Linked DNA regions of Homo sapiens: all the other regions are linked to region 1. Evidence: read pairs that join two places in POLR2A ChIA-PET (ENCODE). Cell type or tissue: CD4-positive, alpha-beta T cell. All regions are shown on one strand.

Evidence for each region. ChIA-PET counts read pairs that join two places held together with the same protein. Peaks named below come from ENCODE experiments on the same cell type or tissue, not always from the same donor. Only the 100,000 strongest peaks of a DNase experiment are listed, where the experiment ranks them.
Region 2: POLR2A ChIA-PET joins it to region 1 with 7 read pairs; 1 of 35 experiments calls an interaction of 5 or more read pairs at or near these places.
Region 3: POLR2A ChIA-PET joins it to region 1 with 7 read pairs; 5 of 35 experiments call an interaction of 5 or more read pairs at or near these places.

The regions. Positions count from the first base shown.
Region 1 is chr22:20,701,272-20,706,271 of GRCh38, reverse strand. It overlaps the pseudogene TMEM191A. Among named protein-coding and RNA genes, the nearest start is that of SERPIND1, 70 kb to the left of the region's middle. RefSeq lists silencers at 2,604-2,753, 3,484-3,553 and enhancers at 2,473-3,045, 3,144-3,253. In CD4-positive, alpha-beta T cell, no CTCF peak of the experiment used is centred here; DNase peaks (open chromatin) are centred at 2,291, 2,971, 3,341, 3,621 and 3 weaker places; H3K4me3 peaks cover 2,439 bases; H3K27ac peaks cover 732 bases.
Region 2 is chr22:20,320,284-20,325,283 of GRCh38, reverse strand. No RefSeq gene overlaps it. Among named protein-coding and RNA genes, the nearest start is that of DGCR6L, 2.7 kb to the right of the region's middle. RefSeq lists a silencer at 4,818-4,867 and an enhancer at 4,151-4,938. In CD4-positive, alpha-beta T cell, no CTCF peak of the experiment used is centred here; DNase peaks (open chromatin) are centred at 963 and 2,313; H3K4me3 peaks cover 875 bases; H3K27ac peaks cover 283 bases.
Region 3 is chr22:20,547,490-20,552,489 of GRCh38, reverse strand. MED15 (mediator complex subunit 15) reads right to left here. Exons shown (of 18, transcript NM_001003891.3): 3 at 1,003-1,054. Among named protein-coding and RNA genes, the nearest start is that of MED15, 42 kb to the right of the region's middle. RefSeq lists enhancers at 1,095-1,184, 2,267-3,257, 4,997-5,000. In CD4-positive, alpha-beta T cell, CTCF peaks have their summits at 17 and 231; DNase peaks (open chromatin) are centred at 279, 1,039, 1,529 and 2,799; H3K4me3 peaks cover 3,163 bases; H3K27ac peaks cover 3,673 bases.

The DNA of each region.
Region 1 (5,000 bases):
CCGGGAGGTGGAGGTTGCAGTGAGCCAAGATCACACCATTGCACTCCACACTGAATGACAGAGTGAGACTGTCTTAATAAAAAATATGAGTCAGCGTATAAGTTAAAAGGAGTTTTAAAAGATACTAATCCAAAAGAAGGCAGAAAAGGAGAAACATAATAGACTTACCAGCCCAATTTAAAAGTCAGGGATTATAAACATGAATTGAAGAAGTGAGACCCAGTTATGTGCTGATTATAACCAAAGCACTTTACATATGAAGACAGATCTAAGATGAAAATAACAGATGGAAAAAAGACGGGCCATCCATAATCAAAATGTGTATGGGTGTTTATGAAGGGGCATTTCACAATAAGCAATTGACGGCGCTACCAACAAGAAAGTAAACACAGGAGCCCTGAACAAGCCTGTCACTCACCTTGACCTGCTGGGTATTTAGAACACACTCTGTCGGCCTGACACGGTGGCTCATACCTGTAATCCCAGCACTTTGGGAGGCCAAGCCAGGCGGATCACAATGTCAAGAGATCAAGACCATCCTGGCCAACACAGTGAAACCCTGTCTCTGCTAAAAATACAAAAATTAGCTGGGCATGGTGGCATGCATCTGTAGTCCCAGCTACTCGGGAGGCTGAGGCAGGACAATCACTTGAACCCAGGAGGTGGAGGTTGGAGTGAGCCGAGATTGCACACCACTATACTCCAGCCTGGCGACAGAGCGAGACTCCGTCTCAAAAAAAAAATCACTCTGTCAACAGCAACAATACACTTTCTTCTCAATGTTCATTACAAGCTTTGTGCTGGGCCACAAAACAAGTCTCAGTAAATGAGATAGAATTAAAATCACGCAGAGTGTATTCTCTGTCCGCAGTGGAAATTAGGACTCGGTAAGATATCTGGAGAAAATGTTGGCCAGGCACGGTGGCTCATGCCTGTAATCCCAGCACTTTGGGGAGGCCAAGGTGGGCGGATCACGAGGTCAGGAGATCGAGACCATCCTGGCTAACACAGTGAAACTCTGTCTCTACTAAAAATACAAAAAATTAAACGGGCATGATGGCAGGCGCCTGAAGTCCCAGCTACTTGGGAGGCTGAGGCAGGAGAATCGCTGGAACCCGGGAGGCAGAGCTTGCAGTGAGCCGAGATCATGCCACTGCACTCCAGCCTGGGCGCAGAGCAAGACTCCATCTCAAAAGAAAAGAAAAAAAAAAAAAGTAGCACATGTGATCAGAGGGAAAAGACCTAAGATGCTTTAAGGCGGTTTAGGGGAAGATGACAGCAATGAGCTGAGCTCAAGTAGTAAGAATACCAGAATACAGAGTGTGACTTCCCAAATAATCAAACAGAAGGAAAGGGGAGCATTGAAAAATCAGGATCAACATGTTACAAATGGTAGAAATAAATTCAAATATAGTAGAAATAATTTCAAATCACAATACTTGAAAAAAGCAGCTTGTCAAATTGGCAAAGAAAAAAGTGTCAAATGCTATGTACAAGTTTCTGGCAATATGGCAAATTATGTATCCTGAAAAACTAAAAATGCTGTTTACAATACTGGGGAGTGGATCTAAATCCATGAGCTGTAAGAAAGGAAGGAATCTTTGGAGGCTGAAAAGCCAGTCAAGCTCCTACATGACATGGGAGACAGACGACGAACCCACGAGCTTCATCCCTTGAGGAGTTTATTAGGCGACCTTGGTCTACACTCTCAGGAGAGGAGTGCACCAGAAATAAAGCCGGTGCCCTGGAGTCCACCTGGAGCCAGGCGCGGGGCGCTGCACTTAGGTTGGCAGCAGCCCGTTAGCGCGCAGCTCCAGCAGCGGGGACAGCGTGTAGCGCAGGCGGCGCAGCGTCGTCTCCGAGGTGAGGCTCCAGAGCCACGCGGAGACGGCGCCGGGGTCCAACAGCACCGTCCAGAGCAGCGACAGCCCCAGGAAGAGGAGCGGCAGCGTCAGCAGCGCCTGCAGGGCGAAAGGCGGGCAGGTGGGCGGCGGCTCGGGCGGGCACGTGGGGGACCGCGGCCGCGCCCACCGCCCTGCTCACCTGATGGCCAGCGCGCGAGGACCGCCGAACAGCCGCGTCTCCTGCGGGGAGAGAGGGCCGCATCCAGCTACCTCCGCGCCCGCGGCGCCGGCCCGGTTTCCAGGAGGAGGGGGAGGCGGTACCGCGGGGGGGATGGGGAGGGGTGTCCCGCTCCAGCCCACCCCGCCCGGACCCGCGCAGGCGCTCACTCGGTCCGCCCTGGCCATCTCCTCCATGAGCGACTCGGTGCTGTACTGCACTCTGCGAAGCTGCCCGTCACACCTGCGGGGACAGGCATGCAGGTGGGAGCCCAGCCCGGCCCGGCCCCACAGTGCCCCGCCGCGCCCGCAAGCCCAACTCCCTTACAGTTCCCGGCCACTCTGCCAGGCGTCCAGCTCCTCCGCAGCCTCCATCACCTTCACCTGCACCTCCTGGAGCGGGTGAGAGTGCGGACTGAGGCCTCGGGGAGGCGTCCTGGCGGTGGGTTGGGAGACTTACCGCCCCAGGTCTGGGGGAGGAGAGGCGGGAGGCACCTTGGCGTCTGAGTGGGGCCGCACCTGCAGGACTACGGTCTGCTCCTGGAATATGGCCCAGGCCTCCGCTGTCTGCAGCGCGTCCTGGGTGTGGACACCCGGGTTAGACTCGGCGGGGGCGGGGCGACAGGCCCTTCCCCATCCACACTCGAAAGCCTACCCTCCTCCAACAGAACCCGCTTCTGCCCTCACCTGCTGCAGCTTCTCCTCCTGCAAGGCGCATTTGGTCTCCGCCAGCTCCAGTTCATTCTTGAGAAGGACCCAGGGAATGTCAGGAGGTCCGCAGGCCGGCAACCCGCTGCGCCTCCGGGCCCCGCCCCCGGCCCTCAGTGCCCGCCCCCAGGCGATCATGACCCCGCCCACGTCCTCAGGACCAGTCGTAAGCAACGCCCCAGCTGGTCATGGCCCCGCCCCCTCCGCGCTCCGCCCGTATCTAGCCCTCAGGGCCCCGCCCCCAGGCGATTATGCCCCGCCCACATCCCCGCCCCGCCCACGCCTTCAGGGCCTGCCTTAAGCCACACCCCCAGGTGGTCACGGCCCCGCTCACGCTGCTGCTCCGCCCCTACTAAAGACCTCAGGGTCCCGCTCAAGCACCTGCAGCGTCACCAATTGGGCTGCGAGTTGCTGCTCCGTGCTCTTCTGGCTCTGCAGTTCCCCTCCGTAGTAGAAGAGCTAGGGGCGGGGCTCGTAAGGACGGGGTTTACCGGGCTTCTGGAGGAACGAGTGTCAGGGGAGACAGGGACGGGGAGGCAATGAGAGCGAGGGCAAGGGCAGGACTTCCGAGAGGAACCAAGAGACAGGCCCTCCCATCTCCTGCACGTACCTGACTCGACAGCTCCTCCCACTGCCCTGCAGCTGCCTGCTGTGCTGCTCCTGCGGACAGGGTCCTGGGGCGGTGCCGGCCTCACCGCCGGTCCTACCTCACCCCACCCCCGGATCCTGCCCCCTTCCGCCCGCCCTGCCCCACCCCACCCTGGGTCCAGCCCCATTCCAGGACTCTTCCTCACCAAGTCCTCCTTGTGGCGCTCCGCCTCCTCCAGTCTTCTGCGCACCCGCTGCGCGCGCTCCCGCGCCGCCTCGCGCACCTCCCCTTGCAGAAGCAGCGCTTCCTGGCTTCGCCTCCGCAGCAGCCTGCAGAGGGAAACTGAGGTTGGCGCTACAAGGCGGACTGGGTCGCTCAGGATCCCGCAGTCGCCAGGAAGGACCAGCCGCAGGCTCATGATTGAGGACTGGGAAGTCCTGGCCGAGTCCCCCACCTGGGTCCGCTGGGTGGATCACCCGTTCCCAAGGGCCTAGAGCAGAGATGCGGGCCCGGGCGGATCAGCCTGGTACTCTGCGAAGCACCTCGCGGCGCTGCCTGCGGGACCGACCCTCGCGCGCCCGCCAGGTAGAGGGGCGTTCCCCGCGCACCTCCGCTCCCGCTCGCTCAGGTCCTGCAGGCGCTGGTTGAGGCAGGCTCTCGCTCTCGGCCTCGAGCCCGCGCATCAGCTTCTCTAGCTCCTGCTTCCGCTGGCGACCATCTCGGTTATCCTTCTGCAACTGCAGCAGCAGCTCCTGCGTCGCGGCCATGGCTGTGGAGACCGAGCCTAAATGCCGCCCGCCTCGGGGACCCAGCCTGCGGCTGGCAGGCGTCACAATGGGCGGCAGGGAGCGCCTAGCGGGCTGGATCACAATGGGCGGCAGGGGAAGCCCGAGGGTAGCCCGACACATGCCCCTTCTCACGCCGGCCGGAGGCGGGTCAGGCCGGATCACACTTAGTCCATCACTGATGAAAATTGTGTCAAAGAGCCGTAATTAGATCAATGAAAGGTTAATGAAATACTAATACCAAATGCAGGCAAGTTGAAGATTGGTTCCCCCACAGTGCAGATGGCACTTGCAAACTGATCGATCTCTTGTGGAAAAGAACCCATAAATATGTTCGTAACTTTTGACCCAATTATCCCTCTCCTGGGAAATTTATCCCAGGAAGGAGAAAAAATTTAAACCCACTACACACTAAATGGTTCGCTGAAGTGGTTACAGTAGCCACAAAAAAAGGAAACAATTTTAATGATTAAAATGTGCTTGGGTATTATGTGGTATGCCTAGAGCTATTATGATGTCTAGTGAAAAAGAATTTGATTTAGCATTTATGCTAAAGTAACTAAGATAAAATACATGAGCAAGATCCGTAAAGGAAACAGGAAGAAGATAAGCTCTTTCATTGCTTGGTGAGACTGTAGGTAAACTCGTCCTTTTAAGTATTATTATTTTAGAGGCAGGTCCTGCTGTCACCAGGCTGGAGTACAGTGGAACAATCGAAGCTAGCTGCAGCTTCAATCTCCCAGGCTCAAGTGATCCTTCCGCCTTAGCCTCCCAACTTGTCCTTTTAAAATCTGCCTTTATTTGTCCAGTTACAATTATGAACTTGGATGCAAAAATCCAAAATAAATTACTAACAAA
Region 2 (5,000 bases), 380 kb after region 1:
TTAATGAAAGTCTGTAGATCATGAAGAATCAGCAAATATGACACTACCAAAATAAACTCATAAATCTCCTGTAATCAACCCCCCAAAAATAGAGATCTACAAATTGTCTGACAATTCAAAATAATTGATTTAAGACAGCTCAGTGAAATTTACTAGAATGTATATATCAACTCAATAATATCAAGAAAATAGTAGATGAACAAAACTAAAAGTTCAATAAAGATACAGAAATAATAAGAACCAAACAGAAATTCTAGAACTGAAGAATACAATGAATAAAATGAAAATGCAAGCTGGGTGCCGTGGCGGACTCCTGTAATCCCAGCACTTTGGGAGGCCGAGGCAGGCGGATCACTTGAGGTCAAGAGTTCAAGACCAGCCTGGCCAACATGCCAAAACCCCATCTGTATTAAAAATACAAAAATTAGCCAGGCATGGTGGCATATGCCTGTAATCCTAGCTACTAGGGAGGCTGAGGCAGGAGAATCGCTTGAACCGGGAGGTGGAAGTTGGAGTGAGCCAAGATGGCACCACTGCATTCAAGCCTGGGTGACACAGACTCTGTCTCAAAAATATATAAAAATAAATAAATGAATGAAATGAAAATGCAATAGAGAATTTCAATTGCAGACTTGATCAAACAGAAGAAACAGAAGAAAGAATCTGTGAAATTAAAGCCAGGACATTTGAACCCGGAAGGCAGAGGTTGCAGCGAGCCGAGATTGCACCACTGCACTCCAGCCTGGGCAACAGAGCGAGCCTCCATCTCAAAAAAAAAAAAAAAAAAAAAAAAGACAGAGGTTGCTCTCTGAATGCCTGAGGGATTCAGGGCTGAGTCCACCAACATTGTTTCATGAAACTCTACTCAGCCAGCCAGTGGAGGCATCATGTATACAGTCAGCACTCCACATATCCTCACTTCCTGAGCATCTACAGTGCAAACCGACACACTCATCACACTCAAACAGCACATGCCGCACGTCAACCCGAGCCTCCCTCACAGGTTGCTTTCATCTCTTTTTCTCTCTTCACTGCAAGTTTTTTGCCCAAATGCAATTAGACACTTTTTTTTACAGAGACAGAAACCAAAGAGTTTTAACTAGGCACCACTACAGCAGTGGCTGTTGACCATCGTCTCCTGGCTGGAACCAGGGAATCCTGTGGGTGAGGGAGGAGCAATGCAGCAGCCCCAGCTGACTCACTCTGGGGTGGATGGATGGATTTACTCACTTACTTACTTATTTATTATTTGATTCTTGTTCTGTTGCCCAGGCTGCAGTACAGTGGTGTGATCTCAGCTCACTGCAGCCTGGACCTCCTGGGCTCAAGTGATCCCACCTCAGTCTCCCAAGTGGCAAGTAGCTGGGACTTCAGGCACATGCCACTATGCCAGCGAATTTTTTAAACTTTTTGTAGAGACAGGCTCTCACCCTGTTGCCCAGGCTGGTCTTGAACTCCTGGCCTCAAGCCATCTGCCCATCTTGGCCTCCCAAAGTGCTGGGATTACAGGTGTGAGTCACCACACTCAGCCCACTCAGTTTTGAGTGGCCATTTGCTTTGACTCAGCAAACACTTCTGATGGTAACAAAGCACCAACTGGGTGGCTGGTTTCAATCCTACTCTTGCCACCCAACACCGCAACATTTTATCAACCTGGAGCAAATGCTCTCGGGTCCTGAGGAGCTGGCCACACAGCCCATTTTGCTGGTGGGACAGTGGGAAGCCCCGCCCTCCTCCCATCCCACACCACTTAGGCAAGAGCTGTGCCTAGGAAATGTCACCCGTAACTGGTCCGCACAGACCCTGTCTTCTAAAAGGGTGCTGTGCCTCCACCAGACCCCATGAGCAATACATTTGTCAAGCACACGCAAGACATGCCAAGGCCAAGGCCTGACTGATTTGACAGTAAAGACACAATGAGCCCCTCTCATTCAGACCTTATTACTCACAGAGTGAAAATAAGAGAAGCCTGAGGTGGCAGCTCCCTGCTGTCCTGGTGCCACACACTAAAAAGGACAACACTGAAACAAAAGGGGTCAGAGAGCATGCGTTGCGGGACACCCACTGTGGAGGAGCCCCTTGACACTGCAGCTGGGTGGCGTCCTCATCTGCAGCTCTGTTTTGAGGGCCGGGGGCAGGGAGCCTCACCCTCACCAGGGCCAGTGAGGCAGGAAGTGAGGAACAGTCTCGGGAGACAGACGGAGTGAGCGGTGGCCTGGGTGCAGCCTGATGTTCTGGGAGGAGCAGGCTTAGGTCAGGTGCTGTGTGCACCTCTGCATGGCCTATGGGGATCCTGCAATGGCTCAGGGCCCCACAGCAGAGCTGTTTCTCCGCCCACACAACAGACATACAACCTGACACATGAAAACTCACAGAGAAACACAGAAAGGCACATGTGACAAAGAGCCACACAAAAGGCATGCAGCAAAGCCTTTTGACACACGTGCGCGCACACACACACACACACACACACACACACACACAGGCACCCACTCCTTCAAACCTTGGTGTTTGCCCAGACACAGCTGTGTCAGAGACAGGGGACCTGCAGCTCCCCAACACACACCAGTCACCCCACACTAACCCAAGGTGTCACCAGCCAGCCTGGTGGACTCGGGAGGCCAAGTGGAGGTGGACAGTGGCCGCAGAGCAAAGGCCTTCGGTGGATACCACCCGACGGGAAGAGCCATGGGGCCCATCGTGTCCACACACACAGGGGAAACGCACGTCTGCGAACCAGCTCCCCCATTCCTACACATATATCACCCATCCCTGGGGCTCTGGAGGATGAGACCCCTCCTTCCAGACCAGGCCCTCCCTGAAGACCCAGAGGTGGCCCAGGAGTCCCCATGCCTGAGTGACATACTGCTCATGTCCATGAAAAAGAAAAGGAACTTTGTGTGTGTGTGTGTGTGTGTGTGTGTGTGCGCGCGCGCACAATGGAAGTTTATATATATATGTATAAAGTATATATATATATTCATATATATATTCTTTTAAGTTCTGGGGTACATGTGCAGAACGTGCAGGTTTGTTACATAGGTATACACGTGCCATGGTGGTTTGCTGTGCCCATGAACCTATCATCTACATTACGTATTTCTCCTAATGCGAAAGGAACTTTTTTATCTGAGGAATGTGAGCTCCCTTTAATTATCTGGCCCAGAGAGGCACTGGAATGAAACAGCAGTCACATCCCACTCCTACTTGAGCTAACGACCTCTTGAAGCCAATTGCTCTGTGGGTTCCAGACTGACACCAAGTAGGCATAAAAAGCCATACGCTGGACACCATAACTCTTACCCAGTAGTCCAACACCTTATAGCCAGTCACTAAGGGTTCTCTCTGGAAAGCAGTCAGAATTCCTGCTGACTTCATATCAGCCCACTCCTTGTCCCCTTCAGTCTTTAAAAACTTGCTTGTAATAAGGCTGAATGAAGCACTCCCAGGGCAACTTGGTGTGTCCTGGGCAGCTCTCTCAGCCTTGGCCCAGACAAACTCTCTATATGAACTGTGGTTCAGTTTGTTTCTTTAGGTTGACATCCACATTAGGGGAGCAGTGTTGCTGGGCTGGGGAAGCTGGTTCAGGTCAGACGTTGCACCAAGGGTTGGAGAAGGGGCCTTCCTGCATCAGCACCCGGACAAGGCAGAGGAGCAGGTGTCCAAACCCAGGCCTGGCCTGCTCCTGCTGTGGCTCACAGCCCCCACCCCACCTGGCAGACCCCGGAGCTGGCGACAGTGTTGCCCAGCTGGCCACAGACATATCATCACGTGGGGCTGCCCTATATCCTCCCAGTCTCCACACAGACACTCTTCATGGACTGGGGGACTGAGGGCAGGGACACTGGTGAAACAGGCAGGCGTCTTCACCCAGCTAATCATCCCACTCACCACCTCCGGGGGAGGTGACAGTGACCAAGCCCAGCCCCAGCTGGCTCCTGGTCACTCACTACAGACTCAGCTCCCACAATCTCGAGTCCCACCTCCAGCTCCTGCCATTCTGAGGGACCTGGAGGCCAGGGTGCCCGGCGCATGACCAGCTCTGGGTTGTGGACCGCCCTCCACGGCAGTGGCCTGAGCGCTTGTCATTATTCACTTTATTCATGCCTGGTTTCTGTCTGGAAGGGACCACAAGGACATGGCGTGCAGGGGAGCCAATCCTGCCAGGGACTGAGGAAACAGATCCTGGAGAAAACCAGACACTTTGCTGGCACTTCAGGGGGACCCCAGTTGGTTGGCTCAACGCCCCCTCTTCCCCATAGCCAATTACTAACCAATGTTCTCTCTGGAAACCAGTCATAATTCCTAACCTGGTCAAAGCAGGGTCATCTCACACAGCCCAGCCACCCAGCAGGCAGCTAAAGAGTGCCTGATGAAATGCAAGTCTGATCGTGTCTGCGTCCCCAAGCCCTTCCGTGCCCCCTGCTGCTCTATGGACAAGCCCCCAGCAGCCTCTGTAATGCACAGCACCCGCCCTTGTCTCCTGTGCTGGCTTCCGCAGCCTGGCCACACTGGTCCTCTCGCCCACCCACCTGACCTGACTCTGGCAGGGCCTTTGCAGGAGCCATTCCTCCACCCGAGCCCCTCCTATTAAAGCCTGTTCCTAGACGGTTCAGCCCCAGCCACCAGAAGCCCCCCAGCCCCGGCCCAGCAGCTGGCCTGTGGAGCGGGGAGAGCGCAGTCTGGGCTCACGGGCTGGGGGCCACGGAGGCCCAGATGGGGACTCTGGCTCCGACTGTCCTGACCCAGAGGCTCTAGGGCGGTCCTGTCTGTCTCACCCCGGGGGCGGGGAGGACGCAGACAGACCCCAGCGCCACTGCTCGGCCGCGGATGGTGCCTTAGACCCAGGTCCTGTGGGCTCTGGCCCGAGACCCCTGCCTCTGGGGAGGCCGGTGACCGGGACAGTCCACCTCGCAGGCGCGCCGGCGCGGAGCCCGGACCTCGGCCCGCAATGACTCAGCAAGGGCCGGTGGGATTCTCCGTGGTCCTGCGATATCCAG
Region 3 (5,000 bases), 150 kb after region 1:
TGGGCTGCTCCTTCTCCTCTTACACATCCCAGTGACTTTCCAACACCACAGAGAGTGAGATCAGTGAAGTTCACTTTGCTGGCCATTCTGGTGAAAAGTTAGTGTGGAAAGAAGCAAAACCTACCAGGCTCTGGAGTGCTCAATGTCTCCCTTTGACCCAGCAACACACTGAAGGTACAGCTGCCTGTCCCTAACCCACAGGGGAATAGAAATAGGACTCGCCAGGCACATGCTCCAACGACAGGCCTGTGTCAAGAGAAGCCTGCCTCTGGTGGTTATGCAGCGGCAGTGGGCAGGAGCCATTGTTGGCTGAAAACACAGAGCAGCTGCTGGCCCCAGTTTCCTTCGCAGGCTGTGGCCATCCAGGAACACTTGGTGTCCACATACTTCCACGTAACACACACAAGCACGAAGACCCTGGCCCTAGGATGCAATGACAACTCATTTCTGTAGAGCTGGGGCCACTGCCTGGCTGACAGAACCACACTGGGCCCTCTGAATCAGAGGAGGCACAACGTGAGGTTAACACGGGGGCCCTCAGCACAGCAGGGAGCCAGGGTGCAGACTCAGGAGGTCCTCCTCAGAAGCTTCTAGTCTGGAGGGAAAATATGCCTAAGTGTCTCTGGCCTCCATGGGTCAATAAAATCAACTTTTAGGGAAGAGAGTTTCTGTTCCAGGGTAAACAGAACTTCCCAGAAGTAAAAACAACAGCCCTATGAAAAGGGAGATTAAGTGAGCAAGTGAAGCAGCAACCCGTTTAGACCACTTTGAGGACAGCATTTCCATGATGCTAGAATCAGCATTTTTGAGGCCAAGGCTCTGGGAGGATGGAGGGATCTGGAGTCAAATGCAAGGCAGTGAAGAACTTCCCAGAAGCAAGTGAGGTGACACAGACCTTCTGACTCAGGCACCACGGCCTGCCCAGAAAGCTCTGCCGAGGCAGCGTCAGGGCTGGCCTCTCACAGAGATCTCAACAACCCAGAAATGCAAAATCTTACTTACGAATGTCTCGAAAATGGATAATGAGCCTGGCCACGAGAGAAAGGTATTCGTCCTAAAAGTAAAAACAGGAAGCAGTTTAATACCAGATGAAGAAGCGCAGTCATCGGACTCCCCCTTCCCGCCCCCTCGCCTGCTGGCACCGAGCTGAAGCCCATCCTGCAAGGCAGATTCAGACGCTTGCTCGGCCTCCTCTGGAATCCGCCTCTCGGAAGAGAGCCGTCAGTGCTCAGCTAGGCTGGCCAATAACAGGCACAAAGAAACAAGAAGGGGACAGAGAGCCTCCAACGGCCACTCCTCTCCCCTGATGGAAAGGCACTCAGCTGAGAGAGCTGGGAGCCATCTTGAGTGCCCTCTCTTCATCACAAAGGGGACAGGCAGGTTGGGGGTGATGAGGCGCTGGCCTGAGGGCACAAGGCCTGTCAGAGGCAGCCGTGGGTGGGCCGCTGTGTCTTTGCACTATCTGTAAAGAAGGGCTTTCATTTCTCAGCCCAGCCTGTTGCTGCCTTTTCACTGATGACGCAGTATCTGCTGAAAATCTGGGCGGCCCTCCCCTGGCTGCGCTTTCCGGGAGAATCTGTGTTCATCTCCATTTACGCACAGGCAAGGCAGAGGGTGAAGCCCACTCTCAGGTGAGGTGAAGGCCACTGGCTGCCAAGGCCCGCTATATGCAAGCTGCTGTGTTTCTGAGATTGTCTGGCAGGGGCTGCCTCCCACCCATTGTCCTCTTTGGCCCCAAGGACACTCACTCCCAAGTGTTTCAGGGAAATCACTACTGTGAGTTGGTCTTGTGGTCAATACACGGATGTCTGAGGTAAAGTCTTATTTCAGAGAAGCATCCTTGTCTTCTGCTGAAGTGCCCATCCTTCTGGCAGGGCAGCCTGGAAGGGGCAAAGCCCCGGCTCCGTGCCCTGCTCACCCAACCTTCCTCCTGAGTCACTGTGACACTCAGAGTCCATCCACTACACTCATAAGATGGCAGGGCAGAGGGAAGGATGATGAAAAGTGGTCTCAGATGAGTGTAAAAATACAAAGACACTTTTGAAATCTTTATCATCCCACATCTATCTCCAAACTCTACCCCACTTCTTTTTTTCAGCTCGGGGAATTAGCACAGGACAACATGAAGAAGAAAGGCCCAGGGGAGAGGAAAAGCTGGGATAAGCAGCGAGGCCTGGCCAGAACAAGGGGACACCAAGGCAGTTCTGTCAACACGCCCAGCTTCCGGCTATCCCCATCAATTACTGATAGGAAAGCTGATGTGCGTGTGAAGGGGGCCCACAGGCAGCCTGTCCCTGAAGGACAGTGGTATGAGAATGGGGGCAATGGAGGTGTGGGAACCTGAGGACACTCAGGAACAGAAGCAAGGTGGCCATGTATGAGGGGAGAAGGGCCTGGGGGCCAGCCAGGTCAACACCTCACAGCTCCTAAGGCCCTGGACCATTTTTTAGGTCTGCGATACTTTAAATGAATTTGTTTTCTCCACATCCATAAAAGGTAAAACAAGGGGAAGTAGGTTTCAAAAGCAACAAGATACTTTTACTTAGACATAAGACACTCAAACAAGGCTCAGGACCATGTCACCAAAGCCCTTCTGCATAACACCAGGGCTGAGCAAGACCCACTGCCAGCCCAGCACCTGGAATGCAGTGGGCAGGCATCATCATCCTGCAGTGCCCAGCACCACTCCTGACCCACAGTAGGCGCAGCCACTGCCATCTGCTCCAGCTCTGCTACCAGACCAGCGTGAGGAGGCTTAGTGGGGAGCGGGGAGGGAGGGGACGCCTGATGTGAGAAACAAGCACAGGAAGCTGTCATGCTGCCAGCCAAGGAGCTTTCTTGTGGGCGATGATACTTCCTACATTCCCCCAAAGGCAGGTTTATCTAGGAACATCTAGGGGCTGAACGCAATGGGTCAACCACAACAACTCCTTTCCAGGGGAGAAAGCCCTGGATCTGAAACTGCGCCTCTGATCCCCCTGGCTGGGCTCTTTCACTCCTGACTCCTCACCATCCACCCCCACCCCCATCCAGATGGACAGATTATTATGCCCCTTTCTGCTCCAAAGCACACCAACTCCCCTAGAACTGCTGCAGAAAAAAGGGCTAAAGAGTCAGGAAACTCCCTATCTTCACTTGGTCTGCTCCAGCTCCCCTGCTGGCTATCAAAATATAAGTGTCCAGCTGTACCTGAGGCTGAGTATTACAAACCATAAACAATGAACATCATGACAGTAACAGCTAGCACTTGGCACTTTACAGTGCCAGACACAGGAGTCATCAATTCACATGCATTATCGCCTTGATTTCTCCCAACCACCCAGAGGCAGGTACTACTAACACATCCAGTTTACAGATAAGAAAACAGAAACCTTAAAAAACTCCATAGAGGCCAATCGTGGAGGCTCACATCTATTATTCCAACATTTTGGGAAGCCAAGGCAGGAGGGTCCCTTGAGGCCAGGAGTTTAAGACCAGCCTGGGCAACATAGTAAGACACCATCTCTACAAAACAAACAAACAAACAAACATTACCCTGGTGTGGTAGCACACGCCAGTGGCCTCAAAGTGGGAGGCTGAGGCTTGAGCCTGGGAGATCAATGCTGCAATGAGCTGTGACCACTCCACTGCACTCCAGCTTGGGCGACAGAGTGAGACCCCACCTCAAAAAGTTAAAAGCTTCATAGAATTTCCACACTTGCTTGACATGTGGAAATCTTGCACAAGTGCCTCACAACATATTGTGGAGTGAACACAAGGAAGGAGAAAGGATAGAAACACGTGCTCCGTGCCACATACACTGCATGACATACACCTTTTATATAAGACCTGTGGAACGTAAACACACATATTTGCTTAAATCTGCCATGAGAAACACTGGAAAGATACACCAAAATTGAAAATCGACAACCCAGCAAGTATCAGGAACTGGGCTGGAAATGTGCCCTCTCTAAATCCACAGTGTTATGGGTTTTCACTTCAGAAGCACATAAATCTTTTACTATTGAGAAGATAAAGCCAAATCAAGTCGGGCACCTTGGCTCACACCTGTAATCCCAGCACTTTGGGAGGCCAAGACAGGAGGATCACCTGAGGACAGGAATTCAAGACCAGCCTGGCCAACATGGTGAAACTCCATCTCTACTAAAAATACAAAAAAAATTAGCCAGGCCTGGTGGCGCATGCCGGTAATCCCAGCTACTTGGGAGGCTGAGGCAGGAGAATTGCTTGAACCCAGGAGGCAGAGGTTGCAGTGAGCCGCGATCACGCCACTGCACTCCAGCCTGGGCAACAAGAGTGAAAACTCTGTCTCAAAACAAAAAACAAAAAACAAAAAAAACAAATCAAAGCTAGGCACAGTGGCACAGTCTTGTAATCCCAGCTACTTGGAAGGATAAAGTAGGAGTATTGCTTACACCCAGGAGTTCAGCCTGGGCAACTCAGGGGCAACTCAGTGAATTTTATTTCTCTAAAAAATATATATATTTTTTGAGATGGGGTCTCACTCTGTCGCCCTGGCTGGAGTGCAGTGACGCGATCATCGCTCACTGCAGTTTCAACTTCCTGGGCTCAAGTGAGCCTCCCCACCTCAGCCTCCTGAGCAGCTGGGACTACATGCATGCAGTACCATGTCCAGCTAATTTATTTATTTATTTATTTTTATTTTTTAGATGGAGTCTCACTCTGTGGCCCAAGCTGGAGTGCAGTGGTGCAATCTCAGTTCACTGCAAGCTCCGCCTCCCGGGTGGTGCAAGCTATTCTCCTGCCTCAGCCTCCCAAGTAGCTGGCACTACAGGCGCCTGCCACCACGTCTGGCTAATTTTTTGTATTTTTTAGTGGAGACGGGGTTTCACTGTGTTAGCCAGGATGGTCTCGATCTCCTGACCTTCTGATCCGCCCACCTCAGCCTCCCAAAGTGCTGACATTACAAGCGTGAGCCACCACGCCTGGCCAATTTTTTGTATTTTTTGGAGAGACACGGTTTTGCCATGTTGGCCGGC